7 separate regions of the Homo sapiens genome follow, and all the other regions are linked to region 4. A link is a loop called in an ENCODE intact Hi-C map of the cell type or tissue named here. Cell type or tissue: heart right ventricle. All regions are shown on one strand. Each heading gives the region's core, and the rest is flanking DNA. Links, peaks and the distances in the headings are about the cores only.

Region 1 (4,614 bases), core at 401-4,400, 440 kb after region 4:
GGCATATTTAGGGCATATTTTTGGAAGATTAGTATGCAAAACATCAAGTTTGTCAATTTTTTCCTGTTGCAATATATGACTAACTGAAGTTTTGAAACAGTAAGATAACTTCTATTTATTTTAAAGTTTGCACCTAGAGACAAGAGTTTGACGTATGACGACTGCACATCTGTTTGATAGTGGTGCTTAACATAACCCTGATTTGAAAAAGTGGCATTATTTTGTTCAGTGTGCCTGACAGGAGGGAGAAGGAAAGCTATTTGAGATTAGTTGACTTTAAAATATATGAGTGGAACTAGGAAATGCTAATATCTAACTTCTCAGCCCAACTGCCGGTAATTATTTCACTGGGAGACTTTCAAGTAAAAATTGTGGGACATTTTGGCCAATGGGTTAGCATCTGGATTACAAATTAAGGCGTAATTTTTACCTGAAAAGAGACAGCCGGGCTGAAAGCAAAGTCCGTTAAGAGTGAAACAAGAACTAAGAATAAAATAACACAGACTTGAACTGTGCAATCACTCTGAATATTTAATGGGTGCCACAAGTACCCAGAAGAAACTATTGTTATGTTAATGCAGCACCTGACATACTCTTCTTATTTCATAGGCAAAGTACTAGCTCTGTGATTAGATTGAATTCTCCAACAACAACATCTCAGATTATGGCAAGAAAGAAAAGGAGAGGGGTATGTGATTTTTCCCCCTTTTTATTTCATGTAACTTATACTATTGTGTAACAGTTACATTTTTTCATTTGAGTAATTTTATCATTTGTGAATTCATAAACTTTTGTTGTTTGCTTCTTTTGGATAGATTATAGAGAAAAGGCGTCGGGATCGGATAAATAACAGTTTATCTGAGTTGAGAAGACTTGTGCCAACTGCTTTTGAAAAACAAGTAAGCTATCCCCTCCCCAGAATCCCCCCACCCACCCCGCCACCCCCCAAAAAAAAGCTCAAACACAATCTGATTCGCTCATCTGGGAATGTGGGTTCTTGTTAAAGCTCATTAAAATAATAGTGTATGTGCCCTGATCTGGCACAGAGCAGCTATTTCAATAAAATGCTTTGTTGTGGCAAAACTATTAAAAACATAATCCATCATGAAGTTGAAAAACATTTCCATTCTTTAGCTTATTTTCCCCTTAAGGGTAACAGTGTTCATGCTTTCTCTGTTCTTTCTATGAATACCAGTAGTGGTTTTATTTAAAACTGTGCTGTATACCGTATCCTTCAAAAAAAAAAAAAAAACCATTTTTTTCTCAAAATTTTTTTAAAATGTAATATTTTTAATTAAAAAACAATCAGAGCCCAAGAAGTAACATCTCTAGCTCTATTTCCTAAATGATAATACCACTAAAATTTATTTACCAAGCCATTTGCTTTCATTTTTAATCCCTGGGTTGGTAGAATGCCATTTGATTTGGGTCATCTTTTTAGAAGTTTGGTAAAAATGAAGTTAATCATAAATGCCCCTTTTCATAGTTACCTATTCCTTTACAAAAAAAGAAAGAAAGAAAAAGATTTTGCACACTTAGAAAAGTAGAAAGCCAAATGTTTAAATCTTTTGTGGTTTTAGAAGTCATGGCTCTCCCCCTGCCGCAGTGGTTAATGACACAGATTTCTAAGAGTATCTTTCAAAGGATATGGCAGCATGTCCTTGTTGAAAATACTTTCAGTTTAATTCCAATAAGACAACAGTTGTTTGTTTATTCCATTTTGTTTGTTTACTTCATGAATCTGCAAACATTATAAAACAAGCCCTACAAAGTCCTTGGAAATTATCCAGAAAGTGCAGTTTCAATTATTAGTGACTTTACTGAATCTGCTTGTACCATTTTCATGGAAAAATTAAACGCTGACCAAATACAAAACATAATATGCTACTGATTATACATTTTTAAGACAAAAAGCACACCCAATCTATATGCAGAGACTGTGTTTGATAAACTAAAAATAATGTGGAAATTGTAGTTTTGATTAGTAGCATTTTCAGTGCCAAATAGGCTTCAAGTGAAAATGTCAGTAATCAATGATGTTTTTAAAATTTGGAAGTACTGAAATGTCTGCAGTTATGAGGCGAAGTCTGTTTGATTTTTTTTCTTGGTTTGTTAGATTTTTTTTTTCTTAAATGTTGACTTAAACCTTAAAAGCAAACATCAGTTGTTTGGCAGTTAGTTACCATAAACACAAGCTTTCCCATTTGCAGAGCTTGGCTACCAACCCAAGTGAGTTGGCCCTGTCACAATATGATTAGAAAAGTGTTCTTTAGAGCAGTTAAGTAACTCTGGCACTCTCACCGTACGTGGTGCTGATAATTTTTACAAAACAAGTAAAGCATAGGGACCTGAAATAAACCTTAGTGTCCTTAAAAAAGAAAAAAAAAGAGAACATATTGGTAATTATTTAGCTCTTCCAGGAAATGAGAAGCCACCCACAGTCCCCGAGACAGCTTGAAATGGCACATTTGTATTTCAATTGGTTACCAGAGGTTTCCTTATTCTGAAAGCAGGGACATAAAAATATATTTGCAAGACAATTTTATTAAGAACTATTTTAAAAGGTTCAAAAATCCTTAAGCATTTATGATGCTTCCTAGGTAAGCAGTAAATTATTGCTTCTTGTTTGTGAGCTTAGAAATTCACAGTGACACCTGCTGGTAATTATTGGGGAAAAAAACCTTAAAAGTCGTCCTTTTTAAAATTTTTGGATCTGCTTGAAATGCAGATCCAATTATATGGTTCTAGTGTGAATACCTTATTTCAGGACTTAGTAGGCCTGTGAAAGGACTTATTGGAGTTTTCTATTTTAAAAATATTTAACAATCAATTGCTAAAATCCTATCTCCTTATCTTCTGGAGTTGTTATGCAACTCCTCTAGACTTTGGCTTTATAGAAGACTATTGATGCCCCATAGTAAAACATATTATTAACCAAGACACAGATTGAATGCAAAGTTTGAGATTTTTACAACTGAAATCATTTTGCTGTGGTGATCTTAGGAGAATAATTATTCTTATGATTTAAAAAAGTCATTCTAGTTTCTTTTAGTCTTTAAAAGTTAAAATGGCAAATACTTGTCATTAGGTATGACATTAATTAGTGCTTTCATGTAAAGTTTGGAAAGAATTCGAAGTTTTCTGTGAAAAAATAAAAGTTGGGATTGTCTAGTGAGAGGGAAATTGAAGCCATAATGCTAAATTCAGTGTATAATGTTTCAGATTAGTTTCTGTAGGACATAGGATTATTTATTTATTTATTTATTTATGAAGGGATCTGCAAAGTTAGAAAAAGCTGAAATATTGCAAATGACAGTGGATCATTTGAAGATGCTTCAGGCAACAGGGGGTAAAGGTAAGTAGATGACTTCATTTTTTTTTTTTTTTGCCTTTTTTACCTTTCTCTTTTCATGTTATTCCCCCTAATATTGTAAGGAAGTCATAGCTGAACAGTTCTTTAACAAGCTGAGATAGGAGGCCCCAGATTAAAGCCATGGAAATCAATGCTAATGGCAGGATTGAACTCGTGGGAAAGAACTTTTGGAACAAAAGAAGCACTTGACCCTGGGCTTGTGTTTGCTTTCATAATACTGTGGGAGTAAAGCTTCATTCACAGCAGCCTGGTCAGAGATTTGTTTAGGACTTAAGAAGCGCATGCTGGAATCTGTACAGAAAGAACAAAAAACAAACACACAAACATCCAAACATAAACAGGAGGTTAGAGGTAATCCTTTTCTCCTCCTTCTGCTTCTTTCTTCCTACTCCTTCTCCTCCTCTGTCTTCATTAAATGAAGGCTAAGACTGAAAATAATTCAGCTATTCCAAAGGAATTGACTCTAGAGTTATTTTCATTATTGTTTTCAGATTTTTGCTTGGTCTTGAATTTAGACCAAACAGAACAGTTGAAGTGCAGGTAGGAAGTCTCTACACCAGAAGCCATTAATGGAGCAGAGTCATTCTTGGGGAAAGCAAACAGGAGCAGGCACTCCAGGTCCAGGGCCCTAGAGAGGTGTCCTCTGTACTGGATAGTGACTTAGGGAGTAATTGTCGAGGTGGTGAGAGAGGATCTCATCTCATGCTAAAAACAGCCTTGAGATCCTAGTTCACTCAGATTTCATTATCCCACTTACACATCACAACTCAGACTTGATTTTGTTCCTCTGAATCTTTTTCATCCTTCAAAGAATCCTTTGATATTCACCTTAGCCAAGGGTGTTATTCAGTATATTTAACAACTGAATAAGGAGAAGGTATCAGAAGGATTTAAGGGCTCCAACTAAATCCTGAAGGCCTCCCGGTGCTCAGCATTAACCTTTTACTACACTGTATACGGGTCCTAGATCAGGGCAGAGGCAGGACATTGGAGGGAAGCAACTGTTACCAATATTTAACTCCTGTATGGCCATACCATTGAGGATCTCTAGAACATCAGCCCTGATCTTAACCATCTTTTTCCTGCGTCTAGTAGGGAGGGAGGGTAACCATTGTACAGAGAAGCCCCAATGGGTTGACTTTTCCCAGATTGTACCTTCTCAAGGAACCATCCTGAATGATGGCATGAAATGCAAACATTCTTACATAATAGAAAAGATAACTGGATTAAATCACAGAAGC
Region 2 (4,614 bases), core at 261-4,260, 270 kb after region 4:
AAACCATACCGCCGGTTCCCTTTCCCTCTAATGTGCAACATTTCAACTCTATTAATTTCTATTTCTGAACTGGATTCACTTCTTGCCATATCAACATGTTGGAAACACATTGAAAACAGGTATTTAACATTACTTTCAATGCTTTTTCTTAAGGTTGAGTATTCATATTTTTTTCTGAGTATTCATATTTTTTGAGGTTCATCGCTTTTTAGCAAAGACACTTCCATGAGGGCACTAGAATCTCTCTTGTATAAACTGATTTTTTAAATTGGGTAAAATACATATAACATGAAATTTACCATCTTGATCTTTTTAAGTGTACAGTTCAGTAGTGTTAAATACATTTACATTATTTTGCACCCAATCTCCAGGACTCTTTTATCTTGCAAAACTAAAACTGTATACCCATTAAACAATGACTTCCTATTCCCCCTTCTCCCCCAGTTCCTGGCAACTACCATTCTCCTTTCTGTCTCTGCGAATTTGACCACTCTAGGGGCCTCATATTGGTGGAATCATACAGTATTTGTCCTTTTGTGACTAGCTGATTGCATTTATCATAATGTCCTCAAAGTTCATCCGTGTTGTAGCATGTGTAGGAATTTCCTTCCTTTTCAAAGCTGGATAATATTCCATTGTATGCATATACCATATTTTGTTTATCCATTCATCTGTCCATGGATACTTGTTAGCTATTATGAATAATGCTGTTATGAACATGGTTGTAAAAATAGCTTCCAGACCCCACTTTTAATTATTTTTGGTACCTACCCAGAAGTGGAATTACTGGTAATTCCCTTTTTAATTTTTTGAGAAACTACCATACTGTTTTCCATAGCCATTACACGTTTTTACATGCCCATCAACAGTGTACAAGGGTTGCAGTTTCTCCACATCCTAACACTTGTTATTTTCTGTTTTTTGATAACCATCCTAATGGGTGTGAAGTGATATCTCATTGTGTTCTGATTTGCATTTCTCTAATGATTAATGATGTTAAGCATATTTTTATATGTTTATTTGTATATCTTCTCTGGGAACATGTCTTTTCAAGTCATTTACCACTTTTTAATTCAGTTGCTAGCTTTGTTGCTGAGTTGTAGGAATTCTTTATATATTTTGGATATTAACTCCTTATCAGAGATATATATATGATTTGCAAATTTTCTCCCATTCTGTGGGTTGCCTTTTCACACAGTTGATTGTGTCTTTTTTTTTTCCTTTTTTTTTTTTTTTTGAGACGGAGTCTCGCTCTGTCGCCCAGGCTGGAGTGCAATGGTGCAATCTCTGCTTACTGCAACCTCCGCCTCCCATGTTCAAGCCATTCTCCTGCCTCAGCCTTCCGAGTAGCTGGAATTACAGGTGCCCACAACTGCGCCCAGATAATTTTTGTATTTTTAGTAGAGACAGGGTTTCGCCATGTTGGCCACGCTGGTTTCGAACTCCTTGACCTCAGGTGATCTGCCCACCTTGGCCTCCCAAAGTGTTGGGATTATAGGCGTGAGCCACTGCGCCCAGCTCCTTTTTTTATTTTTAGTTGACGGATAGTGTTTATACACATTTATGTGATTTGTGTCTTTTGATGCACAGAAGTTTTAAATTTTGAGGTAGTTCAATTTATTTTTTTCCTTCAGTGTGCTTTTAGTGTCATATCCATGTAAAAATTTATATTTTATATATGGGGCTAATAAAACAAGAATCATCAAAAAATTAAATCTAAAAATTGGTAACCTATTCTTACTTCCCCTTTTAATGACTCAGTGAATTTCATCTGACCTGGACTGTGAACCTCAAGAGTGCTGGGAGACTGCAAACGTTCTCATGCAACCAGTGAAATGTTGATGGGATGTCAAAACTATGTGACTCTAGGGGCTGTGCTCAGTATAACTTTAGGATTTACCATGTTGGTCTCAGTGACCAAAGAGAGGATATGACAGTGAGGTTGCTTCACTCACTTTGGCCAACCATGTTTGTTGACCAAAGGAAAAAAAGATTATTCCACTTAATAAAATGGATGGCATCCATGTCTGGAGCAGGACCACATCCCAGGCACTTTTCACATGTTCTCTCACCACTAACCTGTGAGGACATATTGCTAAGCTCATTTCCTAGATGAGGAAACTGAGGTTCAAAAAATGAGTCACTTTTTCTAGTTCAGATAGCAAATGGTGAGCTGTGAATTCAATACAAATCTGGATGGTTCACAACTTGCACTTAGAACATTTGTCTTGGCACACACCCTCTGAGGAAAAGGACTGAACAGCACTTTCAAGGACATAGAGAAGACCCAAGTGAGGGTGATAGTGTTTCATGAAGCCATTCCTACCTCTAGACAGACTGTCTGGGCATCCAGAGCCTCCGCCTCAAACATGCCCAAGGGAGTTCTGCAGAACTGCGAGTAAATAAACAGAGCAAACCCTGTTGCAGGAACACCACTGAGCTATTCGGCATAAAATTCGTGTCCCTTTGTTTACTCAGCAGCTTATGCATGGAAGCCAGAGGGCACTGAGATGCCGGGATCTTGTTCTCCAAGTGCCTGCAGCTCAGGCCTGCCTGCTGTCACAGCGGGACAGGCAGCCTGTGTGGAGGGTCACATGTCAGTGAGTAATCACTAAGAAAAGCAACTCTCTGAAGGGCTGATCAACATGTCAGGGTCAGGACGCGCCACACAGATGTGTAAATGTCTTTGTGTGTGTGTTCGCATTTTAAGTACCTATTAAGATCTGTCAAACATGATCAAGCATCTTTAATTAAGTGCCTGGGCCAGTTCATATGTACACACATGCAACTGTTCGTTTCTACCCACTTGTAACTTGATAAACATTTTCTGTGGAATTTTATGTTCACTTATTTACCTAAGCAAGTAAATAAAATACATATTGAAGGTATTTTTTTCCTCTGGTCTACTGTAGGTATTCCAAGAAATATTTTTCTATTTCATGTACATAAAACTTTCTCTCCAACTACTCATGCAGCCAAATTCAAATTCAGAATCTAGAGATGGGCGAACTGTCACTAAATTGTCAAATATCTCTTTTGTTTTAAATACTTTGGCTAGTGGTTGAAACAATGCGATATATCTAGCACGACTTCTCTTAATTTTTAATCCAATGTGTATTTCAAGGGGAATTTAATCCATCTGGTTCTCATTCACTTACTCTTAACTCATCAAAGTGGTACTTTGCAACTGATGTTTGATGTCCAAAATGGCTTATGGGTTTTTAAGTCTTTATAGAGATCTTCCCTGCCTGCCCATTTGTCCTCTCCACAACACCAGTGATAATGAAGAAGTTATATTTTGTTTACCTGACATAGTTTCAAATGACCAGAAAGGTACGCTTGACCAAATGTCAAAGCTCTCAGCCCTATGAGGTCACGATTTTGGAGTGTGATAAAGTGCAATGACCTGGGTGGCACGTTGCTGGAGGCTGCACATGTTGCTCATGGGCAGAGGCCATGTACTCTGTGCTGTACCTTGGCTTGAGGTCCATGCCCACAATGGATGTCCCTAGGCACCGGGACCTGTGATCTGAAACTTCTTTCATGTAGCACTCCACACATATGATGCCACAACCTCTTCCACCCCTGTAGCACACACACACACAAAGCATTCTCATCACATGTGTTGTCTATGATCACTTCAAAACAAGTTTTTAACTCAAGAAAGCCCTGTTGTATCAGGAGAAAAACACATTCAGCTGCTCCTGCTGTTCAAATTCTACCAATAAGAAACTTTCTGCCGTCTTCTCAGGCCTTGGTACTTCCCCAGGTCTCTCGAAGAATGACCACAAAATGCTTAAATATCTCTCAGAAGAAGAAAACGCAGTCTACCATTTCAAAAACAGTTGCAGGATTTGGGCACCAGAAGTAGTCTTTCAGATCATGTAGTCTTTAAAATGTTAACTCTCCAGGTATCTGAATAGGAAATTGTTCATCACATTTCTGTATTTTGTTCTTTCTTTTAAATGTTTAGTGATGTGTAGTCATGACCTTAGCCAGCTTCTCCACTCATTAGTCACTCAATAAACATTTAGTGAGCACCTACATTGAGTCAGACACTGCTAGGCCCTGAGGTTTTCAGAACGCAATCCTGTCCTGATAAGAGCCACTCATGGATCGCCTGCCCATTGAAAGCTGGCAGCCCAGAGACCCCTGTCCTGATGATGCTGTGCCCTTCTGAACCAGTCTCAGGTATACACACGTGGGTCCTGAGCAGATAGAGCTAAAGGGCTGCCTGCTCACCAGTCACAAGAAAAACAGTCTCCTGAGCTTCAAATTATTCTTTGTTTTGGCAGAACAGAAAGGTGGAATATATTTTCTCATCCATCACAGGATCACGACCAACACTCCTATAACAAAAGACAGGTAAACAAGAAAAAAGCATAATGCATTTATTTAATAAAAGTTTTACATGACATGAGAGCCTTCAGAAGAGAAGATGCGAAGACCTAGAGGAAATTGTTTTTATGCTTCAGTTCAATAAAGAAGGGACAGTCTTGTAGAAATGTGATTGGACCAAAAAGGTATGATCTAAGGATAATAGAATGAAGGGAGGAAACCAACAAGGCCTGTCTCTTCAGGTAATTCCTGGCCTCTCTGTGCAGCATTCCTTCC
Region 3 (4,614 bases), core at 324-4,323, 650 kb after region 4:
TTTTAATTGTTTCTGAGCTGGAAGTATTAAAGAAATAATGGTAATCCCAGCACTTTGGGAGACTGAGGCAGGAGGATCGCTTGAGTCCAGGAGTTTGAGACCTGCCTGGATAACATAGGGAGACTCCATCTCTACAAATATATATATATAGCCTGGCATGGTGATGTGCATCCCAGCTACTTGGGAGGCTGAGGTGGGAGGATCAACTGAGCTCAGGAGATCGAGGCTGCAGTGAGCCATTATTGTGCCACTGCATTCCAGCCTGGGCTACAGAGAGAGACCCTGTCTGAAAGAAAGGAAAAAAGGAAAATTTTAAACAATAAAAAACAGTGTAGTCCTTGACCTTATCCTTTTCTAAAACATTCCATGGATATCAATTTTTAATTTTAATACTAGACAGAAAAACCATAATAAAAATGATAGAAATGGATTAAAATTGATATATAATTATCATGTTTGTTATCTTAGGATAACCAGGATTACTGGAATGGATATGACGCACTTGTTTGAATTGAATTTTGGCTCTTGGAACAGAGAACTATTGAGCAGCATTGCATTCATGGATTTTTTCTAAGGGAAACTCTGCTTACACTGATTTTAATTAATTTTTATTTAATGTAAAGTAAAAATTAAAATCAGTATAAGATACTGAATAAGATATTCACTATCAGATATTTAATATGGTTATTTAGTGAATATAAATTTTCTTTTAGGAAAGTTCGAAATTCAAATGTTAATAGGTTGAAACACGCTCTTCCTTTCCTTTTCTTTTTTCTGTAGATTACTGTGTGGGGTAATGTAAACCAGAAAACTGATGCCATACATGTAGTGTAGTGGTCCCATAAATTAGTACAATATACTGGAATTTGTTTCAGCATTTCAGTCTTTTTAATACTGTAAAGTGGCAAGTAAAAAAGTCTTTGGATATAATTGCTTTAAAAAGTGTTTAAAAAATGCAATCCCTGGACATGTAAATGCTAGCTGGTGTTCTTTTTATAATTGAGGAAAATGCTACGTTGGGAAAAAAATTAAATGTAGAAAGGAATTTATCTATCTTGTTGTGATTCTGTAGCCAAACCTTTAAAAATATGTGTCAAGGTAAAAAACTTTAGGGTAGGGATAGAGAAATGTGTAATGAAATAATAAACTCTGAGATTATTGGTAATGAAATTTTAGTGAACTTTACTCATAATTGTTTCCCCAAAATTGATTTTATGTGTCTTTTTTATTCTCTGGAATCAATAAGCATCTCATGAAGGAAGTGTTATGAACTTAATGCGTAATTATAAAATTGCCCAGTGGGGGTTAGGTGTAACATAAGTATCATTTCCCTGTCAGACTGAGATTAATGATATTTAAGTCATGCCAGAACAGCATTAAGAAATTCTTTTTAAAAATTCACTAACAAATGTTTTTTCCTTTAGAATGAGGACCTAATTTGCTTCAAAGATATCAAACCAGCAGCAACTCATCATTATCTTGTGGTGCCAAAGAAGCATATTGGAAACTGCAGAACTCTAAGGAAAGATCAAGTAGAACTGGGTAAGATGATGGCAGTATTCTTCATGTTTATATCATTTTCAGTTGGTATCAGTGATGGCAGTGAAGATTAAAAAGAAAAAGTCTAGTTAAGTACTGTGAAAAAGGAGCATTATGACTTTTTGAAATTTTCACTATAAAGAATTTTAAATTCATTAAAAAATAGTATAATACTCGTGTATTCATTATGCAGCCTCCACATTTAGGAACTCATGGACAATTTTAAAAAATACATTAACCTTTTCCCACAGTGATTGTGAAGCATAAACCAGACATCATGCTATTTAACATTTAAACTGTCCAAAAGATAATATATTTTTATGACTTTTTTTTTTTTTTTTTTTTTTTGAGACAGAATCTTGTTCAGTCACCCAGGCTGGAGTGCGGTGGTGCAATCTCGGCTCACTGCGGCCTCTGCCTCCTAGGTTCAAGTAATTCTCCTGCCTCAGCCTTCCAAGTAGCTGGGTTTACAGGCATGCGCCACAATGTCTGGCTAATTTTTGTATTTTTAGTAGAGACGGAGTTTCACCATGTTGGCCAGGCTGGTCTTGAACTCCTGACCTCAGGTGATCCACCCACCTAGGCCTCCCAAAGTGCTGGGATTACAGGTGTGAGCCACCGTGCCTGGCCTATTTCTATGACTTTTTAAATGATGGACTTTCTTGACTCTGAAATGAAAGGTGCTATGAAAAATTATAAACAAACAAGTTACGATATGACAAATGAGCTCATATTGCCTTATGGTGAGATCATGTTGGTACCTGCCTTATAGTATCCTGTGAAGATGAATTAGCACCAAAATTTAATTATGAGTTTTTAGTGATGAACTTCTAGCTTCTGAAAAGGAGATTCTGAATCTTGTCTATTAAGGATGATTGCTCATTTTCCTACTCATGCCTTCTGTGGCTTGTCACCTATCATTTTCTAAGACATTTCTAAGCTTACTTCAAATCTGCCTTTAAAAAAGATAATTTTTTATTTTAGATTTGACGGTTTAGATTTGAAGATTTAGATAAAACTTTTATTTTAGATTTGATGGTACATGAGCAGGTTTATTACGTGGGTATATTGTGTGGTGCTGAGGTTTGGGATACAAATGATCTGTGACCCAGGTAGTGAGCATAGTACCCAACAGTTAGGTTTTCACCTCTTGCCCCCATTTCTCTCTCCCACTTTTAGTTGTCCCCAGTGTCTATTGTTGCCATCTTTTTGTCCATGAGTACCCAGTGTTTACCCTCTCCTTATAAGTGGGAACACAGAGTGTTTGGTTTTCTGTTCCTGTGTAATTCATTTAGAATAATCGCCACCAGCTGCATCCATGCTGCTGCAAAGGAGATGACTTCATTCTTTTTTATAGCTGCATAGTATTACATGGTATATATGTACCACATCTTCTTTATCTAGTCTACTGCTGATGGGCACCTAGGTTGATTCCATGCCTTTGCTGTTGTGAATAGTGCTGTGACTCACATACAAGTGCATGTGTCTTTTTGGTAGGATAATTTGTTTTCTTTTGGATATATACTCAGTAATGGGATTGCTGGGTCGAATGGTAGTTCTATTTTAATTTTTTTGAGAAATCTCCAAACTGCTTTCCACAGTGGCTGAACTAATTTACATTCTCATCAACAGCATGTAAGTGTTATGTTTTCTCTTCTGCCTTACCAGCATCTGTTATTTTTTTACTTTTTAAAAATAGCCATTCTGATTGGTGTTGAAATAGTATCTTATTGTGGGTTTGATTTGCATTTCCTGATGATTAGTGATGTGGAGCATTTTTTTCATATTTTTTTGTCCTCTTGTATGTCTTCTTTTGAGAAGTGTCCGTTTATGTCTTTTGCCCATTGTTTCATGGTGATTTTTGGTTGTTTAATTGTTTAATAATTTATTTACAGATCCGGGATATTGCACCTTTGTCAGATGCATAGTTTGCAAATACTTTTTCCCATTCTGTAGGTTATCCATTTACTCTGTTGATAGTTTCTTTTGCTGTGCAGAGGCTCTTTAATTTGGTCCTACTTGTCAATTTGTGTTTTTATTGCGTTGCTCTTGAGGACTTAGTCATAAATTGTTTCCCAAGGCTGATGTCCAGAATGGTGTTTCCTAGGGTTTCCTCTAGGATTCTTATAGTTTGAGGTCCTACATTTAAATCTTTAATCCATCTTGTGTTAATATTTGTATATGGTGAAAGGTAGGGGTCCAGTTTTATTCTTCTCCATATAGATAACCAGCTATCTCAACACCATTTAACTGAATATGGCGTATTTTCCCATTTCTTATATTTGTCAACTTTGTTGAAGATCAGATGGCTGCAGGTATGTGGCTTTATTTCTGGGTTTTCTGTTATGTTCTGTTGGTCTGTGTGTCTGTTTTTGTACCACTATCATGCTGTTTTGGTTATATAGACTTATAGTATAGTTTGAAGTTGGGTAACGTGATGCCTCTAGCATTGTTCTTTTTGCTTAGGATTGTCTTGGCTACTTGGGTTTTTTGGTTTCATATGAATTTTAGGATAGTTTTCTCTAGTTGTGTGAAAAATGATGTTGGTAGTGTTGAATCCATAGATTACTTTGGGCAGTATGGCCTTTTTAACAATATTGATTCTTCCAGTCCACGAGCATAGAATGTTTTTTCATTTGTTTGTATCATCTATGATTTCTTTCAGCAGCATTTTATAGTTCTCCTCGTAGAGATCTTTCACCTCCTTGACTAGCTGTATTCCTACGTATTTTTGTGTGTGTGTGGCTATTGTAAATGGGATTGTGTTCTTGATTTAGACTGTCAGTTTGAGTGTTGTGTTTGGAAATGCTACTGATTTTTGTACATTGAATTTGTATCCCGAAACTTTACTAAAGTAGTTTATCAGTTCCAGGATCCTGTTGGTGGAGTCTTCAGGGTTTTCTAGGTATGGACTCAGATTGTTGGTGAAGAGAGATAGTTTGACTCCTTTTCCTATTTGGATGCCTTTTATTTCTTTCTCTTGCCTGATTGCTCTGGCTAGGACTTCTGAAATCTGGAAAGGCTTTGTCATGAGGTTCTGGGATTAGTTTGATCAATATTTTAAGGTAGCCTACA
Region 4 (4,614 bases), core at 221-4,220:
AGGAAGTTAGAATAAAAAATATATATTCTCGGGTTTAGCCCTCAAACTCTTGAATCTTTGCTGAAGATGATTTTGTTTCATGACACATTAATTTGTCCTATGTTATTTGAGGTGACGTCTTAGCTCTGTAAATAAGTAAAGGAGATCTAAGTAAACGTTTCAAAGGCTAACAGGCCAAACTCTCCTAGACTGATTATCCCCCAGAACCCCAGGAAAAGCAAGAGCCAGGAATCTCATAATGTGAAGACAAACTAACATTGACGTGTTATGGGCTTGACCTCCCACTTCATGTCTTGCATGCATCACTGTACTTATAACAACCCAACAAGATATGTGTAATACTACATTCGTATTCCATCAGGATGTTGAACTTAGGCAGGTTCAGCACTCACCAGAGGTCACACAGCCAGTGAGTGGTGAAGCTGGGATTCCATCCAAACTGGCAGATCAAAGAACTTGGCTTTTAACCTTTAAATACACTGCCTCCACTTGGCATGCTACATGGTGGTGAGCAAATGCTCTGGCCATTGTAATACTAACTTAAACTTGATTTATGTTTCAAAGAAGTTTCAAGTACATTATTGAATTTGATGCTAAGAACAATCCAATGAGAAAGGCAGTTTAGATTTTCTTATTACCACACCCGCCCTCTAACATGCACACACACAGACACAGACACACACACCCCAGGAGAGTTTAAGTGACTTGGGTTAAACCACAGAGCTACTAAGTGGCTGACCCTGAACTTGAACCTAAGTGTTCTCATCCTTAGCCTACTGCCTTTTTCCTGTGACAGCAATACCACTTCACAGTAAAAAAAAAAAAAAAAAAAAAAAAAAAATGAGGTAAAATTTCCTCCATGTCACTCAGAACATGACATTATCTCCAAAAGTCTCTGTTAAAAGTTAGGCAAGTGGCCAGGTGCAGTGGCTCACACCTGTAATCCCAGCACTGGGAGGCCGAGGTGGGTGGATCACTTGAGGTTATGAGTTTGAGACCAGCCTGGCTAACATGATAAAACCCCATCTCCACTAAAAATACAAAAATTAGCTGCGCATGGTGGTGCATGCCTGTAGTCCCAGCTACTCACAAGGCAGAGGCAGGCGAATCGCTTGAACCGGGAGGCGGAGGTTGCAGTAAGTTGAGATCGCACCACTGTACTCCAGCCTGGGTGACAGAGTGAGATCCTGTCTCAGGAAAAAAAACAAAGACAAGTTACTTAGAAAATATCGTATGAACATCAAATCATATTAATACGTACAGGTGTATATTTTAAATCACTTTAAAGCTCCCTATAAAGGAGAATCTAAAACTGCTTTTTCAAAATTTTTGCATGAATAAATTCAGACACATGTGTAGTGATTTACATAAGTTTATCCAGAAATCAACATCTGTGTTTTGTGTGTGTTATGGATAGAGAGATTTGTACTTTATTTGCACTAGCCACATGCAACAAATGTATAAAGATAAAATCTCTATTCAGATACAGTCTAAGATATCACAATTAGTTTTTATTTAGTCTCAATTTTCTGGTACCCTCTAAGCTGTAAAATCCTGGGAATCCAAAAAAAAGAGTTCAAAAGAAAGGGCCTGAGGGCAGCAGTCAGTGGCTGGAGAGTCAATAGGGGAGTCTTAGAAGTCATTGCACCACTCTGAACCCCACATTCCTCACCTATAACAAAAGGGCTTAGAAGAACTCTAAGATCTCTAAAATGCTAAGGAATAATTCTTAACCTCGATAAAGTCTGAAGACTTGTTTTACTCTGTAAGGATCTACATTTTAAAATAAGTAGCTAAGAATTTTCCATTGCCGTCTTTTAGTAGTAGATTTTTATTGACACAGAACACTCAGGGCTATTTTTCAGAGCCCAGATTTATCCACCTCCCGTGTGCTTCCACTAAAACCGACACGATGTACAGTCTCAGGCACTTTCTCACTGTTTAATAAAAAGGTAATTGGGTGAAGAGCCGTGAGAAAATACTAGTGACTAGATTATTCACTCTTCCGCTGGCCAATGGTTCCTCTGATTTTGGCCCACAGGGGGCCACTTTGATTCGCTGCTGAGAGGTGGCGCTCTTGACCAAAATATCCTCACATCAACGCTGGTGGAGGCTTCCCACTTTATGACTTCCTTATAATAGGCCACAGATGTTCAGTGCAAATGACTGTGCAATACATTGATATCAAAAATTGTTATCACCATACCCCATTCCCTTGGATGATGAATTTCATTTAGAATTACAAAGGAGCAGGAAAAAGGAAGAGGAAGAGGGCAAAACCTCAAAAGACTTCCAATGTTTCAAGAAAATGTTGGACTTTGTTGTGCGCCACTATCAAGCTTTTTCCAAATTTGGTTTCCAAATTACTACGGCAAAGAGGTGAGGTTAAAAGGTTTTGCTGTCTGCAGGCAGAAGGCATCTTTGTGCTGATATGTACCAGCATTCATGTAGAGCTCTAGAGAAAGAGACCCAAGTACTCAGAGACTTTCAAAGGTACAAGTATTATTCTTAGTAATAAACCCCAAATTGTTATACATAGAAATTTGAAATTTAGAATTTAATAAACTGTAGTTCAAATTAACATAGAATCCTCAGAAAGCAAGGCATAAGGATTTGTTTCCCTGATTTAAACTGATGATATGATAGGATGCATCTCTTTATACCCTCCGAATCATGAATCTTTTCACGGCCATGAAATAAAACATGTTAGGGTTTTCTCTTGGCCTGGGGACAAACTGGCTGCCCTTCTGTTAGTCCCATAGATCGGGTCAACTCTCCATGGATATACCAGTACCCCCAGTTTCTGTCTGTCATGACAACTCACCTTGGACAATGCTTCAAATTATTAGATAATCCTTATATTAAAACAAAATTTGTTTCCCTGAAGTTTTAAATTTTAATTCATAAACAAGACAATACTTTAAGATTTTTTTGAGCATCTGCCATGTGCCAGTCCTTGTGAGGGCTTACAAATAAAAAGGTGAGGAAGTTATATGTAGTTTACCTGATCTTGTGGAATTTATAGCACACTTCTCTAGTTCTCTCAATTTTTCCATCCTAATGCTCCTAGGAAATAGATCACATTCCCATTGTAACAGTGGCACTCTACAGCAGGCACATGAGCATCTCAGCAGAGAAAGGAATTATAACCTGAGGAAGTCCCCAAGTGACTCTACTTACCACATGCCCCTCTTTCAGAATCACTGCTCCAATGGCTCTATATTCCTATAGAAGTTTAATCCTACATCAACAGGGTGGCAGGTCAAATATCTGAAGACAATTATTACGCATCTTCTCCCCCAACCCCTCAATATTTGCATCTTCAGGCTTAACATGCCACAGAATTCAAACTATGATGGTTGTGTTCTTGAAGAAAAGACTGGCTCAAAAAAAGCTATTGAGAACAGCTGTAAATGCATTTACATCTGTAGTTAAATGGAACTGAATCCATCAGGCAGAACCAATAGCTGAGGAGGAGAAAAGGTGATGAGAAGACAGAAGCCTGGGCTACGTGCAGTGCATTGAAATGTAGGCTAAAATGAGCAACCAAAAATGCGAGGAACGTGGAAAAGAGAAGAGGGATGCATTGTCCCATCATCTTGTCTTTCTTCATTGTAAGACACAATAGATTGTTCCTTGTTGGGGATTGGAAAGGAAGAATTATAGAAGCAAGCATATTCTGTACGGATTGGTCAAACAAGATTTAAAGCGAGAGACAGAGAAGGAGGAGGAGGGGGAGGAAAAGAAGAAGGAGAAAAAAAGAAATTCTAGGATAAAAATCATTCCCCCTTATAGAGCTGGAATGTGTATAATGTAAAGAGACAGTTGCATTAAAGCATTAGGCCTCATGGCCTGATTAACATCATTTGATCTTTTCCTATTGAAAAGACCCTATGTGTTTCCAAAGGCAGTGGCTTTTTAAATAAAACCAGAAGTCTGGGTGAGCAGAAAGCTGTTAGAAGAGAAAGCAACTTGTTTTATATTTAATCATCTTTTTATCCTACGTGCTTCATAATCTTCAGTTTCCTTCTCTCTGTCAGTAGGGGATGCATATAAAGTTAAAAATCTAGACTCTGGGAGATCTAATATGACAAAAACCAACAAATAAAAATTCACTATGACCTAAATTGGTCAGATCAGACTTTTGGGCTGCCTGTCTCCAGGAGCTTTTTTTAAATTTTTTATTTTTTCTGATTTTTTTTTTCATCTTTTATTCTCCCTCCTCTCAGCTATTTAGCTAACAATCACTAAGCGATTTCAGTGAGATTGATTAGCACACCATCATACCAGTTTTTTTTGTGATTTACTTTTTATCTTGCTTTTCTACATTCTTTTGCAAGTTTCTGGTGAGATTGGCGCTCTTCCTGAATTTGAGAGTGACCATCAGAAAGCCAGAATTTTCCATTAAGCAGTTCGGTGAAGCATATTGGTGGGGGCAACTGGAGCATCTCCACATCCATGCTGTCATCTCAGTGTGGCCGGGCTAAGAGACGGGGAGGGCTTCTGGTTGTTTGAGAGGACAGAGCAGTCATCGTAACTAGTTCAGTCTCAGTGGCCCATTCAGCTCCTGGCATAGCTGCCAAGCCAGCCAACAAAGGACCATTGTAATCCTGA
Region 5 (4,614 bases), core at 294-4,293, 660 kb after region 4:
CTGGAGTGCAGTGGCTCAATCTCGGCTCACTGCAATCTCTGCCTCCCAGGTTCAAGTGATTCTCTTGCCTCAGCCTCCCGAGTAGCTGGGACTACAGGTGTGCACCACCACGCCCGGCTAATTTTTTTTGTATTTTAGTTGAGATGGGGGTTTCACCATGTTGGCCAGGATGGTCTCGATCTCCTGACCTCGTGATCCGCCTGCCTCGGCCTCCCAAAGTGCTGGGATTACAGGCATGAGCCACTGCGCCTGGCCACCCAGCTACTTTTTAAAAAATGTTTTTTAGAGACGAGGTCTTACCTTTTTGCCCAGGCTGGTCTCAAACTCCTAGGCTCAAGTGATCCTCCTCCCAAAGTGTTGGGATTACAGGGGTGAGCCACTGTGCCTGGCCTGAATGTGTCTTTAAATGTTTACCCATTTGATAGGACAAGAGTGAAGATCAATGGCAATTTGTGACCTTAATGTCTCCTCTAGTGTAATGTTGTGTCTTTTCTGTTTTACAGTTGAGAACATGGTAACTGTTGGAAAAACCATTCTTGAAAGAAATAATTTCACTGACTTCACGAATGTGAGGTGTGTATACTTCCAGATGGAAACCAATATTATACATTATTGACGTTTTTCAAAATGTCATTTCTCCATGGAAAATGGAAACAGAGGTGGCAGTTTGTGGTTTAAATGTAGTTTTCCTGAAAGTGAGAATATAGTTCATTGGTAGTATAAATGTAATAAAACTTCCTCTTGTGTCTCAATATCTTCCAATAATTTCCACTTGAAGTTTGGACAGACAAGTCTATATGGGCAGTGGGTAGGTAAAATAGTTACAAGTCTACTTTTTAAAAAAAAATTTTTGAGATAGGATCTCACTGTGTTGCCCAGGCTAGAGTGCAGTGGTGTGATCATGGCTCATTGCAGCCTCAACCTCCCAGACTGAGTATCCTTCTACCTCAGCCTCCAGAGTAGCTGGGACCACAGGCAAGTACTGCCACACCCGGCTAATTTTAAAATTTTTTAGGTAGAGACAGGGTCTCCCTATGTTGCCCAGGCTTGTCTCAAACTCCTGGGCTCAAGTGATTCTCCTGCCTCAGCCTCACACAAGTTCTGGGATTACAGGTGTGAGTCACCACACCCAGCAAATCTACTTTTCTTTGTTCAATATGGGCATTCCTATAAAACTGTATGCAAGTTGAATTTTCTTAGAAAAATTTTATATGATTTAAAAACACATGATTATAATTCTAACGTGAAATTAACTTGAATTTGTTGTCTGCTGAACTCTGGCGTAAGCACATGATGTTCAATTTTTCAACTTTTTTTTTTTTTTTTTTTTTTTTTTTTGAGACGGAGTCTTGCACTGTCCCCCAGGCTGGAGTGCAGTGGTGCGATCTTGGCTCACTGCAACCTCTGCCTCCGGAGTTCAAGTGATTCTCCTGCCTCAGCCTTCCACGTAGCTGGGATTGTGTGTGCATGCCACCATGCCTGGCTAGCTTTTGTATTTCTTATAGTAGAGACAGGGTTTTGCTATGTTGGCCAGGCTGGTCTCGAACTCCTGACATCAAGTGATCCGCCCGCCTTGGCCTCTCAAAATGCTGGGATTACAGGCGTGAGCCACTGCGCCGGGCCTTTTCAAATGTTTTAATTTGTCTAAGTAATGTTTTTCTTTTTAAAAGGTTTCCAATTTTGCTTCTGTGACCCAAGCAGGTATAATGGAGATTACTTCTAACACTTTTGACCTAGAATTCAGAATAGACTTGAATTCTAATGCCATCCATGCTACTTGTGGTGTACTCTACGTACACTGTCTGTATTAGTTTAGACATGCCATTTAGCCTCTCCAAGATAATACCTGCTCTGCCTGCTGGTAGGTGCAAATGAGATTCTCTGTGTGAAAAATCCTCCAAAAACTGTTAAGTATTACCAAGTGTGATAATGACAAGGAACAAATGGTGTTTGAGACCCTTTGGCCAGAAGCCACACATTTCCTTCACAGTCATAGGATACTTATTAGAAGAATGAACACTGGACAAAGAATTGAGAGCCCTGAGTCTCAACTCCAGCTCCACGACTGTCTAACTTTGGGACCTTGGGAATATTTTAAACTTTCTGGATCATGGCTTCTCCATCTTTAAGATGAAAAGATTGAGTGAACCTTTGAGTTGCTTCAAGCTTCTAGATTATTTGATTCTACATTATATGACTGTTTGGCAGAAGGAAAACCTAGTCTCCTCTTCTAGGTGGTGGTGGAAATTTTAAAGTATGTACTGCATATCTGACTCCACATTGCTAGTCCCAGAGGATCACTGCTGCAGTATAGCACTTCTATGCCTCCTTTCCACACTTCCACTCACTGATACCTTGAACAGGCAAATATTTCTAGGCTTTGATTATTGTTACAGGTGTGTGTTGCTCTGCTGAGCATAGGTGGACTTGCAAAAATTTTTGTAAGCTTATTTTTAAGAGTTTAAATCATATTTTAAAAACTTTGTAACCATTTAAAGGAATTCTTGTGTATCTTTTAGGAAGCACATAATTATCATTATCATCTAACTTATTTTAAGTATTAAACAAGAAACCTGGGTGATGACGAAAGTTTTTTATGATGACATAATTAATCTCACTACTGAAATATTGTTGGTTTGGTGGGAAATGTCTGAGTACTTTATTAAAGGAAAAAGTGTGCCATCTACTGGCTATGTATTGAATAAAGGAACACGACTACTTGAGTGTCCAGTGATGTTTTTAAAAATTCATTGCAAGAGCATATTTTAAGAGAATGAAAGCTTACGATGATAAAGACTGAAGTGATAAGACATTATGCCAACTCAGAATTCATAAAGATTATATTGAGGCGTAATATGCTGTTAAGGCCTTCCTTGATGATGAGCTTATGTTACTACGAACTTCAACATGAAAAGAAGAGGAAGTGTGTGAATCCTCTGAAGTGCATAAAGAGAAACATTAATGAGATTTGTGACAGTCTATTTACCTTAGGTACTTATTTTGGATCTCATTAAAATTTATGTGTTTTCACCTGAAAAATGACTTTATTTTAGAACTGGTTTGTCAATCATCTCTTTACTTTCTATTTTAGGATGGGTTTTCATATGCCACCATTCTGTTCCATTTCCCACTTGCACCTTCATGTTCTGGCACCAGTGGATCAGCTTGGCTTCTTATCCAAGTTGGTTTATAGAGTCAATTCCTATTGGTTTATCACAGTGAGTATTCTTGTTATGTCAGCAGCATACAAAAATATTTAAAATATCCTTTTCATTGTAGTTTTTTCTTCTCAACAGTAGGCACTTACAGCTCTCATAGACTTGATTACCTGTTTTAACATACTGCTTGCACATATCCAAAATAATATTTTTAATTTGGGGGATTTTGAAGATCATCAGTCTGTAGGAAGAGAAGCTATGGCTAAATCTTCCCCATTGCAAGTAGCAGATACGATATAGAAGAACCATGGTATTCAGAGTTCTGACTCTGGAGTCAGATCTGGATTCAAATTCTGGCTGCAGTGCTTGCTTGAGGGTCCATGTGAAAGTTACTTACATTTTTTAAGGCTCAAGGTCTTTATCTATTACCTGCATATAGGTAACAGTGCCTATACCTAGGGTTGATAAGAGAGTTGATGAGGTAACTTATGTGAAAAGCACTTAAAACAGTACCTTGCAAATAGTAAGTGTCAGGAAATGTTACCTGCTACCTCTATTGTATCATCAACATCATTGTAGAAATTGAGTTTTTGTAGTTTTTGATAGTTCAAATTCCTTAGAAAAGAGTTGTAGTAGTAGCATCACCTATCAGATCTGTGGCTGAAGAGTTGTTTTTTTTTTTTTTGAGACAGTCTCACTCTGTCACCAAGCTGGAGTGCAGTAGTGCAATCTTGGCTCACTGCAACCTCCGCCTCCCGGGTTCAAGCTATTCTCTTGCCTCAGCCTCCCAAGTAGCTGGGACTACAGGTGCATGCCACCATGCCCAGCTAATTTTTGTATTTTTATTAGAGATGGGGTTTCACCATGTTGGCCAGGCTGGTCTCTATCTCCTGACCTCATGATCCACCCGCCTTGGTGTCCCAAAGTGCTGGGATTACAGGTGTGAGCCACTGTGCCTGGCCTGAAGTTTTGAGTCTAAAAAATTACAGCATTCTGCTTTTCCAAAGCAAAAGTGGAGTAGAGTTCAGCTGTTTATACACCTGTGGTCTGAAAGTCAGCCCTTAGATATTAAGTGACTCTGGGGTCCCTCTAAGGCCAATTGACCACTAATTTACCAGGGTGTTATTTTATGTGTCCATGATGACAAAGTGATCTGTAGTTGCCATATCTGAATAATCATCCAATAGTATTTATTTATCATTAGTTAATGAATGGTATTATTCTAGTCATAGTACAGAAAAATTTAAAAAGTGTCTGATTTCTAGAAACTTCATATTTCAAACATATTATCCCTGTCTTCAACTTGTTGCCCAGATGATTTCATTTAAATAATATAAAAATACAAAAATTAGCTGGGTATGGTGGTGCATGCCTGTAGTCTTAGCTACTTGGGAGGCTGAGATAGGAGGATCGCTTGAGCCCAGGATGTTGAGTCTGTAGTGAGTGATCATGCCAC
Region 6 (4,614 bases), core at 444-4,443, 460 kb after region 4:
TAGCAGCTGGGACTATAGGTGTGGGCCACCATACCTGGCTAATTTTTTTTCTGAGGATTTTCTGAGGATTACATGAGATAATGTTCATAAGACCTGACACATAGTATATTATCAATAAATGATAGTGCAGCTTATTCAAATTTAGTTTATTAAAGATGTTTTAATATCCACATTAAGTCTCATTTGGTCTTTTTTTTTTTCTTATTCAGAGTCTTGCTCTGTAGCCCAGGCTGCAGTCCAATGGTGAGATCTCAGCTCACTGCAACCTCCACCTCCCAGGTTCAAGCAATTCTCCTGCCCCAGCCTCCTGAGTAGTGGGGATTACAGGCACCCACCATCATGCCTGGCTAATTGTTTGTATTTTTAGTAGAGACAGAGTTTTGCCATGTTGGCCAGGCTGGTCTTGAACTCCTGATCTCAGGTGATCAACCTGCCTCAGCCTCCCAAAGTGCTGGGATTACAGGAATGAGCCACCGCGCCTAGCCTCATTTGGTCTTATACACAATTTCTGCTTTCCCACTCAGACACTTTCATTCAAATATATACCAAGGTAGTCCCCCAATATCCATTCTCTTTACATTAAGTGAATAACATGTACATATTGATTTTTATGAATATATTCACAGATTTGCAGAATTTCAGAGTTAGAAGAACATAAACTAGACTATGCTTCATTTCTCAGATGAGAAAAATGGAGGCATAGCCACGTTAGATCATCTTTCCCACAGTGACATGATCCAGGTCTCCTAATTTCTAGTACTTGATTCTTTCTGAGGTGAAGTGACCACAAAGCAAACAACATTTTCTTTTATATCTTGTATATTCGAGGTGCCAGGGGTTTTTATTTTGTTGTGGATGAGCTAAATAGGTCTATCTGTTTGTTAGGATAGCACACTTTATGTTTCCTGTCTTCAAAAGCAATGGTTTTTAGTCTGATTCAAAATAAATACAATGGGGTCATGTTTCTTCAAAAGAAAAAAATATAGTGAGCATAGATGAGATTAAAATTGCATTACTGTTTTCAAGTGATGTCCCTCACTATCAAAAAGCAAATCACACAAAGGTGAACGGAGTTGGGCCACTAATACTCAGTGCAGGATCTTTCATATATACAGTACTCATAAAACTACTGAACCACCCGTGACTGGGCACGGGTTTTGAGCTGCTACTTCATCTTCCTTGCTGTGGCTCCTTAATGTTCTTAGTGTGAAGACAAAATCCTTCACCTCACTACGAGGCCATGCAAGATCCATCTACTGCCTACTTCCCAGGCCTCTCTTCACCTCTCTCTGATACCTCTGCCTTGCCATCCAGCCCTCCTGGCTTTCTTTCAGCCTCTGGTATTCTCCTCGCTCCCTCCTGCTACAAGGCCTTGCACATGTTCCTTCTGTGTGAATGTTCCTTTCTCTCCTTCTTACCTAGGCAACTCATCTTTATCTTTCAGATCTCAACAAATGGATCACTCCTCTGACATCTCCAACTGGTTCAAAACCTCACTGTAGAACTATATGAACCACCTATTTCTCCTTTCTTCCTCATAGGCTTTGTCAGTCACAATTTAAATTTGTGATTGTATGATTACTGTCTATCTTCACCACCACACTCAAAGCAAATGACAGTGACTATGTTTCTGCTTATCATTGAGTCTCCAGGACCTCTTGCCCTGCGTCTATCTGACACAGAAAAGAGGCTCAACAAATATTTTTGGACATTGGTTAAATGAATGAATACATGAATGCATGACTGATGGAATGAGGAAGGAATGAATGAACGTCATATGCTGAACCAGCATACTTGTTGCATTAAATTTATTTGAATGGCTTTCCCCAGTCTTTAATCTGATAGCACAATACATATACATATACAAGTAAAATAAAGCACAATTGATGACAAGAAGAAAGAAACTAAAGGGAAAAAATCCTCAACATTTCAAAAGTGGGATTACTTGATTAAAGAATCAGAATGAGACACATGAGACTAGGACGCCACCTTGTGGTTTATTTTCACATTTACCATTTTCGACCTGCTTTCAGAACAACTTCAGAAAGTTCAACCTGGAACTTTTGTACTTCAGAAAAAGCGAGTGTGTGTTGTTCAACCCCATGTGTCCATGTGTTCTCATCATTCAGCTCCCACTTATGAGAACATGTGGCAGCCCTCTCCCTCTCCCTCTCCCCATGGTCTCCCTCTCCCCACGGTCTCCCTCTCCCTCTCTTTCCACGGTCTCCCTCAAATGCCGAGCCGAAGCTGGACTGTACTGCTGCCATCTCGGCTCACTGCAATCTCCCTGCCTGATTCTCCCGCCTCAGCCTGCCAAGTGCCTGCGATTGCAGGCGCGCGCCGCCACGCCTGACTGGTTTTCGTATTTTTTTGGTGGAGACGGGGTTTTGCTGTGTTGGCCAGGCTGGTCTCCAGCTCCTAACCGCGAGTGATCTGCCAGCCTCGGCCTCCCGAGGTACCGGGATTGCAGACAGAGTCTCGTTCACTCAGTGCTCAATGTTGCCCAGGCTGGAGTGCAGTGGCGTGATCTCGGCTAGCTACAACCTCCACCTCCCAGCCGCCTGCCTTGGCCTCCCAAAGTGCCGAGATTGCAGTCTCTGCCCGGCCGCCACCCCGTCTGGGAAGTAAGGAGCGTCTGCCTGGCCGCCCATAGTCTGGGATGTGAGGAGCCCCTCTGCCCGGCTGCCCAGTCTGGGAAATGAGGAGCACCTCTTCCCGGCCGCCATCCCGTCTAGGAAGTGAGGAGCGTCTCTGCCCAGCCGCCCATCGTCTGAGATGTGGGGAGAGCCTCTGCCCCGCCGCCCCGTCTGGGATGTGAGGAGCGCCTCTGCCCGGCCACGACCCTGTCTGGGAGGTGAGGAGCGTCTCTGCCCGGCCGCCCCATCTGAGAAGTGAGGAGCCCCTCCGCCCGGCAGCCGCCCCGTCTGAGAAGTGAGGAGCCCCTCCGCCCGGCAGCCACCCCGTCTGGGAAGTGAGGAGCGTCTCCGCCCGGCAGCCGCCCCCTCCGGGAGGGAGGTGGGGGGCAGCCCCCGCCCGGCCAGCCGCCCCGTCCGGGAGGTGGGGGCGCCTCTGCCCGGCCGCCCCTGCTGGGAAGTGAGGAGCCCCTCTGCCCGGCCGCCACCCCGTCTGGGAGGTGTACCCAACGGCTCATTGAGAACGGGCCATGATGACGATGGCGGTTTTGTGGAATAGAAAGGGGGGAAATGTGGGGAAAAGATAGAGAAATCAGATTGTTGCTGTGTCTGTGTAGAAAGAAGTAGACATAGGAGACTCCATTTTGTTCTGTACTAAGAAAGATTCTTCTGCCTTGGGATGCTGTTGATCTATGACCTTGCCCCCAACCCTGTGCTCTCTGAAACATGTGCTGTGTCCACTCAGGGTTAAATGGATTAAGGGCGGTGCAAGATGTGCTTTGTTAAACAGATGCTTGAAGGCAGCATGCTCGTTAAGAGTCATCACCACTCCCTAATCTCAAGTACCCAGGGACACAAACACCGCGGAAGGCCGCAGGGTCCTCTGCCTAGGAAAACCAGAGACCTTTGTTCACATGTTTATCTGCTGACCTTCCCTCCACTATTGTCCTATGACCCTGCCAAATCCCCTTCTGCGAGAAACACCCAAGAATGATCAATAAAAAACAACAACAAAAAAAAAAAAAAAAAAGGAAAAGCACCATTATAAACTATGGCAATAGAGGGGAGTGGAATTTTGCTTAACTATCGCTTCCATGCCGTAATCCCAAAGAGTTGGCCCAAACATTACCTATCATTTATTTTTATTTTTCATTTTAATTCAATATTGAATTAATATAGAACAGCATTATATATATGCTATTCTCTCTATATAATATATAATATATAGAATAGCGTATTATAACATTATATATAATATATAACATAGCATTATATATGTTATGCTATTATATATATAATATATAAATATATAATATGTATTTATCAATTAAACCAAGAAGTAGACTTCTAGGACTTCACTTGAAAAGAATTATATGCAGGCTGAGCCCATCATACTGCTATTCTTTTTTTTTTTTTTTTTTTTGAGACGGAGTTCTTGCTGTCGCCCAGCCTGGAGTGCAGTGGCGCGATCTCTGCTCACTGCAGGCTTCACCCACCGGGTTCACCCCATTCTCCAGCCTCAGCCTCCCGAGCAGCTGGGACTACAGGTACCCGCCACCTCGCCCGGCTAGTTTTTTTGTATTTTTAGTAGAGACGGGGTTTCACCGTGTTAGCCAGGATGGTCTCAATCTCCTGACCTCGTGATCTGCCCGCCTCGGCCTCCCAAAGTGCTGGGATTACAGGCGTGAGCCACTGCGCCAGGCGATGCTATTCTTATATGAATGACAGCTCTACATTTCTGTCTACATATATAATGCTATATATATGCTATGCTATTCTATATATTATTCTATATATAATATATGTTATGCTATTCTATATTATTCTATATATGATATAGAACATATCCTATATATTATTCTATTATATATGTTATGCTATTCTATATATTATTCTATATATAATATAGAATATATTCTATTATATGTAATATAGAATATATTCTATTATATGTAATATAGAATATATTCTATATATATAA
Region 7 (4,614 bases), core at 257-4,256, 440 kb before region 4:
TTAGAAGGACATATAATACATTTTGTGAATCAAGGTTCTTCAAAGAGTGAAATAGGGGAGAGGGGTACTGTTAATAATTAAACCAGCACAACAGGATTAACCAAGACTGTGAGACAGAGGCAAGCCAGGATGTATGGCCATCCTATCAGGATAATTAAAAATCGGTGCCTACACTGACAACACTAAATGCTGGTAAGGATGTGGAACAACAGAAACTCTCATTCATTGCTGATGGGAATGCAAAATGGTGCAGTCACTTTGGAAGACAGTTTGGCAGTTTCTTGCAAAAGTAAACACAATTTTACCTGAAGATCCAGCAATTGTGCCCTTTGGTATTTACCCAAATAAATTGAAAGCTTATGTCCATATAAAAATATGCACATTGATGTTTATAGTAGCTTCATTCATAATTGCCAAAACTTAGAAACAACTAAGATGTCCTTCAGTAGATGGGTGGGTAAACTTTGGTACATCCAGACAACAGAAGATTATTCAGCATTAAAAAGAAATGAGGTATCAAGCCATAGGAAGACATGGAAGAAACTTAAATTCATATTACTCAGTGAAAGAAACCAATCTGTAAGAGCTACATGCTGTATGAATCCAAATATATGACATTCTGGGGAAAGATGAAACTATGGAGACAGTAAAAACATCAGTAGTTGCCAGGGATTAAAAGCCAGGAAACAATGAGTAGGCAGAGCACATGCATTTTTTAGGACAGTGAAACTACTCTGTATGATCCTATAATAGTAATTACATGTCATTATAAATTTGGCCAACCCCGTAGAATGTACAATACCAAGAGTGAACACTAACGTAAACTATGGACTTCCAGTGATTATGTGTCAATGTAGGCTCATCAATTGTAACAAATGTACCATTTTGGTGGAGGATGTTGATAGTGGGGAAGGTTGTACATATGTAGGGGGAGGGAGTATATATATATACCTTCTGCTCAATTTTGCTGTGAACCCAAAATCACTCCAAGAAATAACATCTATTAATTTTTAAAAAGGAAGAAAGAAAAAAGTAAATGCCTAATACCATGAAGTTGCTGTGACAACTAATATAAACAAAATACATAAACACTTAGCATATAGTCGACACTAAATAAAAATTAGTCTTTCTGTTTCTTTCCCTCTCTTTTGACCATGAAAAACACAAATAAGAACACAATTTTAGTACTTGTAACGATGAAGAGATTATGTAACATGTAACAGTATTTATAACTCAGTCTATTTGCCCATTAAAATATTATAAATTAGAATCTATTTTAACAATGTATACTCTACAATCCACAAATTTAATCACGTTTGTTGAATGAGTGACTGAATAAATAAATAAGTCACAAACTCTTCTCTTTTCTACAACACTCTTTTTGCACTTGACTGCTGTTCTTCGTGTATTAGTGGACAGAGGACAGGACCTTGATGTCTGAATTTACCAGCTACATGAGCTTGGGAAAGTCACTTAAACTCTTTGTACCTCAATTTTGTCATTTGTCAAACCAGCAATCATTAAACTCTTTGAGATAATGGCTGGGGAATACATAGTACTTTGCTTAACATATAACTACCTAATAACATTACCTTCCTTCTTTCTTCTATCCTTATGATGTTTCCATTTGACCCCTAAAATTTTGTCTTCTAAATATAAGAATTTTTTTAGAGGTTTCTGGTACATGCAAATTGCCCCTGGTTATCACACATTGTTTTTCAGGTAAACTGGTTAATCACTAACTATCAAAAGTAATAAATTCCAGCTACGTTTCAGAAAGTTAATTGTAAAAATATGGATGTAGGAATTCTGACATAATCTTGGAATTCATTGATAAAAACCCAGGATTTCCCATATCTACCAGTAAGCAGAAGAGGGAGCTCTAAGCCTGGAATTCAAACTCCAGCTTTCTTAAAGCTAAAACTTGATCAAATTTTTGAACCTGTATAAACAAACTCTAAACCAAAAATATCTAAACTATATAAATTCAAGAAGACAGCAAAAAATTCTGATCCATCATCCAAGGATTTAAATATGGAATAATTTATCTTTTGTCCCAAACTCAATATAAACTCCTTTAATGCCATTAACATGAAATGCTTGCTTTCGAGGCATGTTTATTTTTAAAAGTCCACTGATATATTTAAATACATACAAGTATTTGTAAGTTTTTCCTATGTATGATAATATAGCCTTTTTGTGTATAAAAATGTTTGAGAATTTGTAAAGAATGGGGTCATTTTTCCCTTTGTTACAACTTTCTTCTAGTCTAATTCTCTGTGTTGCTAAAATTTACAGACACATTCCTAAGGCTATACAAATGTCGAATCTCTATGATTCTTGGCAGAATTAGTCTTTTATCCATTTACGGTCAAATCTGACTGATTCTTATTGTTTTTAATAGCTATATCTATATTTATCTTTCTCCTTCTCTCTCTCTCTCTCTCTAATTTTATCAGTTCAGACCTCACAATCTATATATTAGTAATTTTTCAGACATTACCAGAAACTATGAAAACCATAATTATTTCACAACTTAATTCCAGCATAGTTACATACAAAAGAGAAGGAGTAAAGGGTTAGAGCATGTACTACTTCAGTCAATTACATTATCTGAAGCACCAAGAAGAGAAAAAATTCATCTCCATTCAATCAATATTATGGCTTAATCACATTTTCTATAAGGATGTAAAAATGAGGGACTGGGGATTTGAAAATGGCTCTGTCACTATCTCTGTGACACTTGAAACATAGAATTTTGCTTAACTTTTTAATGAGAAGAATAATTACTATTATACAAGGCTGTTGGGCAGATTAAATGAGATAATATATGTGTACAAGTTTCTTACACAGTGCCTGTAACACAGCTGCTCAATATAAATGACTGTCTTCTTTTCTAATTTTATAAAGCCTCTATCATTAAAGTTTGCGCTTTAATACAAACCAGGCTGGGTGCGGTGGCTCACGCCTGTAATCCCAGCACTTTGGGAGGCCAAGGCGGGCAGATCATGAGGTCAGGAGTTCGAGACCAGCCTGGCCAACATGGTGACACCCCATCTCTACTAAAAATATAAAAATAACTCAGGGGTGGTGGCACGTGCCTGTAGTCCCAGCTACTCGGGAGGCTGAGGTAGGAGAATTGCTTGAACCCGGGAGGCAGAGGTTGCAGTGAGCCGAGATCACGCCACTGCACTCCAGCCTGGGCAACAGAGCAAGACTCCATCTCGAAAAATAAATAAATAAATAATAAAAAAATATACAAACCACATACAGAAAACTATCAGAAGATTTCCACATTAAGGCTTTCTCATACATAGATTGATGGTTGATTATATAATGATAGCACCAAGGCAATGTCAAATGCTAACAAAACCTAAAACTTTTTGGAGCACTAACTGCCTATCAGGCATTGTATAGCACAGGCTATAGTTAATTTAATCTTCATTATTATCCTTCAATATACGTCCTGTTATTGTCTTCCACTTACCCATGAAGGCATGGAGAGGCTACTTAATTGTCTCAAAACCTCACAGCTACTGCTCAACAAAGCAAATGTGTTTGACCACAAAACTAGAATTCTTAACCATTGCCCCTCACTGCTCAAGAATCTTCTGAAACAGAAGGTTCGTGTACACATGATTTGCATAAGATTTCAACTCTCCATACATTTTAACAAGCTCCTAAGCAAATTTATTGTGTCTATGTTCCAACCCTGCTAATCTGACTAATCTATACATCACAATCTCCAGCCCCATTATTTTAGATAGATTCCTATACCATTACCTACTACGATTTTGTCCTACAAAACAGAAAATCTAGTAAGTAGAAGTAAATTAATAGTAAAGTTCTAAATGTATTGACACTGATACAGCATATTAATGTATAAATGAGCAAATATATCCTTTTCATTCTTTAATGCTTAAAATTCAACAGACATTACTTGCAAAAACGTTCATTCTGTTTGAATAATACTGAAAATGAAATTATGTTGACCAGTGATCACTTCCCTAAAACCAACCATCATTAACTCTAGCAATTTGCTCCTTACTCTTATCAAGAATAACCTAGTAACTACCTCCAAAGCAGCTAATTTATTTCATTTATTCTCTAAAAATAATTATACTTTAATGATCTACTTTTCAGGGTAAGATGCTCATTTATTGCAGTGTATCAAAAGCTTTTATGTAACTGAACCATTAGGCTACACCTTATCATATGGTCCTCTTAAAAGTCTGGGCAAAAACAAATACTTTTAATACTGATTTCTATCTACTCCACGCTCGGCTTGAGTTAGTTGTCTGTAAATCAATCCTTCTGACATGTAGGTGTAAATCTCTGTTCTTCACTTCAGGAAAGTTTCCACCACATTTCTGGGCTTTAGTTTTCTTCTAGGTCTTTCCAGTGTGTTGCTCGCCCCTGAAGCCCAGGTTCATAAACATAACTGAATACTGTGCATCATACTGAAATTTTCTGCAGATACCTCAAATTCCCAATGTCTTCCAAAATAAAGATCTCACATCCATTGTCAATCCTCTCTCTCACAATTCCCACATACCTTTCATAATCAAACTCTAAATTCTACCAGTGTTTTGAGTCCATTCTCTTCTTTGTGTT

What was found. Peaks named below come from ENCODE experiments on the same cell type or tissue, not always from the same donor. Only the 100,000 strongest peaks of a DNase experiment are listed, where the experiment ranks them.
Region 1: a loop joins it to region 4, with 16 times the contacts of the local background. A loop is called at or near these places in 110 of 110 quality-filtered maps.
Region 2: it touches region 4 in a loop (2.9-fold over the local background); 15 of 110 quality-filtered maps call a loop at or near these places.
Region 3: it touches region 4 in a loop (6-fold over the local background); 76 of 110 quality-filtered maps call a loop at or near these places.
Region 5: it touches region 4 in a loop (5-fold over the local background); 65 of 110 quality-filtered maps call a loop at or near these places.
Region 6: it touches region 4 in a loop (13-fold over the local background); 105 of 110 quality-filtered maps call a loop at or near these places.
Region 7: a loop joins it to region 4, with 8 times the contacts of the local background. A loop is called at or near these places in 25 of 110 quality-filtered maps.

What each region holds. Positions count from the first base shown.
Region 1 is chr6:125,751,192-125,755,805 of GRCh38, forward strand. It overlaps HEY2 (hes related family bHLH transcription factor with YRPW motif 2), which reads left to right. Exons shown (of 5, transcript NM_012259.3): 2 at 610-688; 3 at 816-899; 4 at 3,274-3,355. Among named protein-coding and RNA genes, the nearest start is that of HEY2, 3.9 kb to the left of the region's middle. In heart right ventricle, for the core only: a CTCF peak has its summit at 2,671 (motif pointing left); no DNase peak of the experiment used is centred there; H3K4me3 peaks cover 3,166 bases; H3K27ac peaks cover 4,000 bases.
Region 2 is chr6:125,582,231-125,586,844 of GRCh38, forward strand. All of the region lies in intron 4 of HEY2-AS1 (HEY2 antisense RNA 1), which reads right to left. Among named protein-coding and RNA genes, the nearest start is that of LINC02523, 90 kb to the right of the region's middle. In heart right ventricle, for the core only: a CTCF peak has its summit at 2,470; a DNase peak (open chromatin) is centred at 2,561; H3K27ac peaks cover 1,062 bases.
Region 3 is chr6:125,965,463-125,970,076 of GRCh38, forward strand. It overlaps HINT3 (histidine triad nucleotide binding protein 3), which reads left to right. Exons shown (of 5, transcript NM_138571.5): 2 at 1,425-1,542. Among named protein-coding and RNA genes, the nearest start is that of HINT3, 11 kb to the left of the region's middle. In heart right ventricle, for the core only: no CTCF peak of the experiment used is centred there; no DNase peak of the experiment used is centred there.
Region 4 is chr6:125,312,234-125,316,847 of GRCh38, forward strand. No RefSeq gene overlaps it. Among named protein-coding and RNA genes, the nearest start is that of HDDC2, 13 kb to the left of the region's middle. In heart right ventricle, for the core only: CTCF peaks have their summits at 2,052 and 2,252; a DNase peak (open chromatin) is centred at 2,068; H3K27ac peaks cover 535 bases.
Region 5 is chr6:125,971,756-125,976,369 of GRCh38, forward strand. HINT3 (histidine triad nucleotide binding protein 3) reads left to right here. Exons shown (of 5, transcript NM_138571.5): 3 at 504-573; 4 at 3,092-3,218. Among named protein-coding and RNA genes, the nearest start is that of TRMT11, 12 kb to the right of the region's middle. In heart right ventricle, for the core only: a CTCF peak has its summit at 2,693 (motif pointing left); no DNase peak of the experiment used is centred there.
Region 6 is chr6:125,768,010-125,772,623 of GRCh38, forward strand. No RefSeq gene overlaps it. Among named protein-coding and RNA genes, the nearest start is that of TRE-CTC1-7, 10 kb to the right of the region's middle. RefSeq lists an enhancer at 2,800-3,722. In heart right ventricle, for the core only: a CTCF peak has its summit at 1,997 (motif pointing left); no DNase peak of the experiment used is centred there.
Region 7 is chr6:124,868,935-124,873,548 of GRCh38, forward strand. No RefSeq gene overlaps it. Among named protein-coding and RNA genes, the nearest start is that of RNF217, 91 kb to the right of the region's middle. In heart right ventricle, for the core only: a CTCF peak has its summit at 1,870 (motif pointing right); no DNase peak of the experiment used is centred there.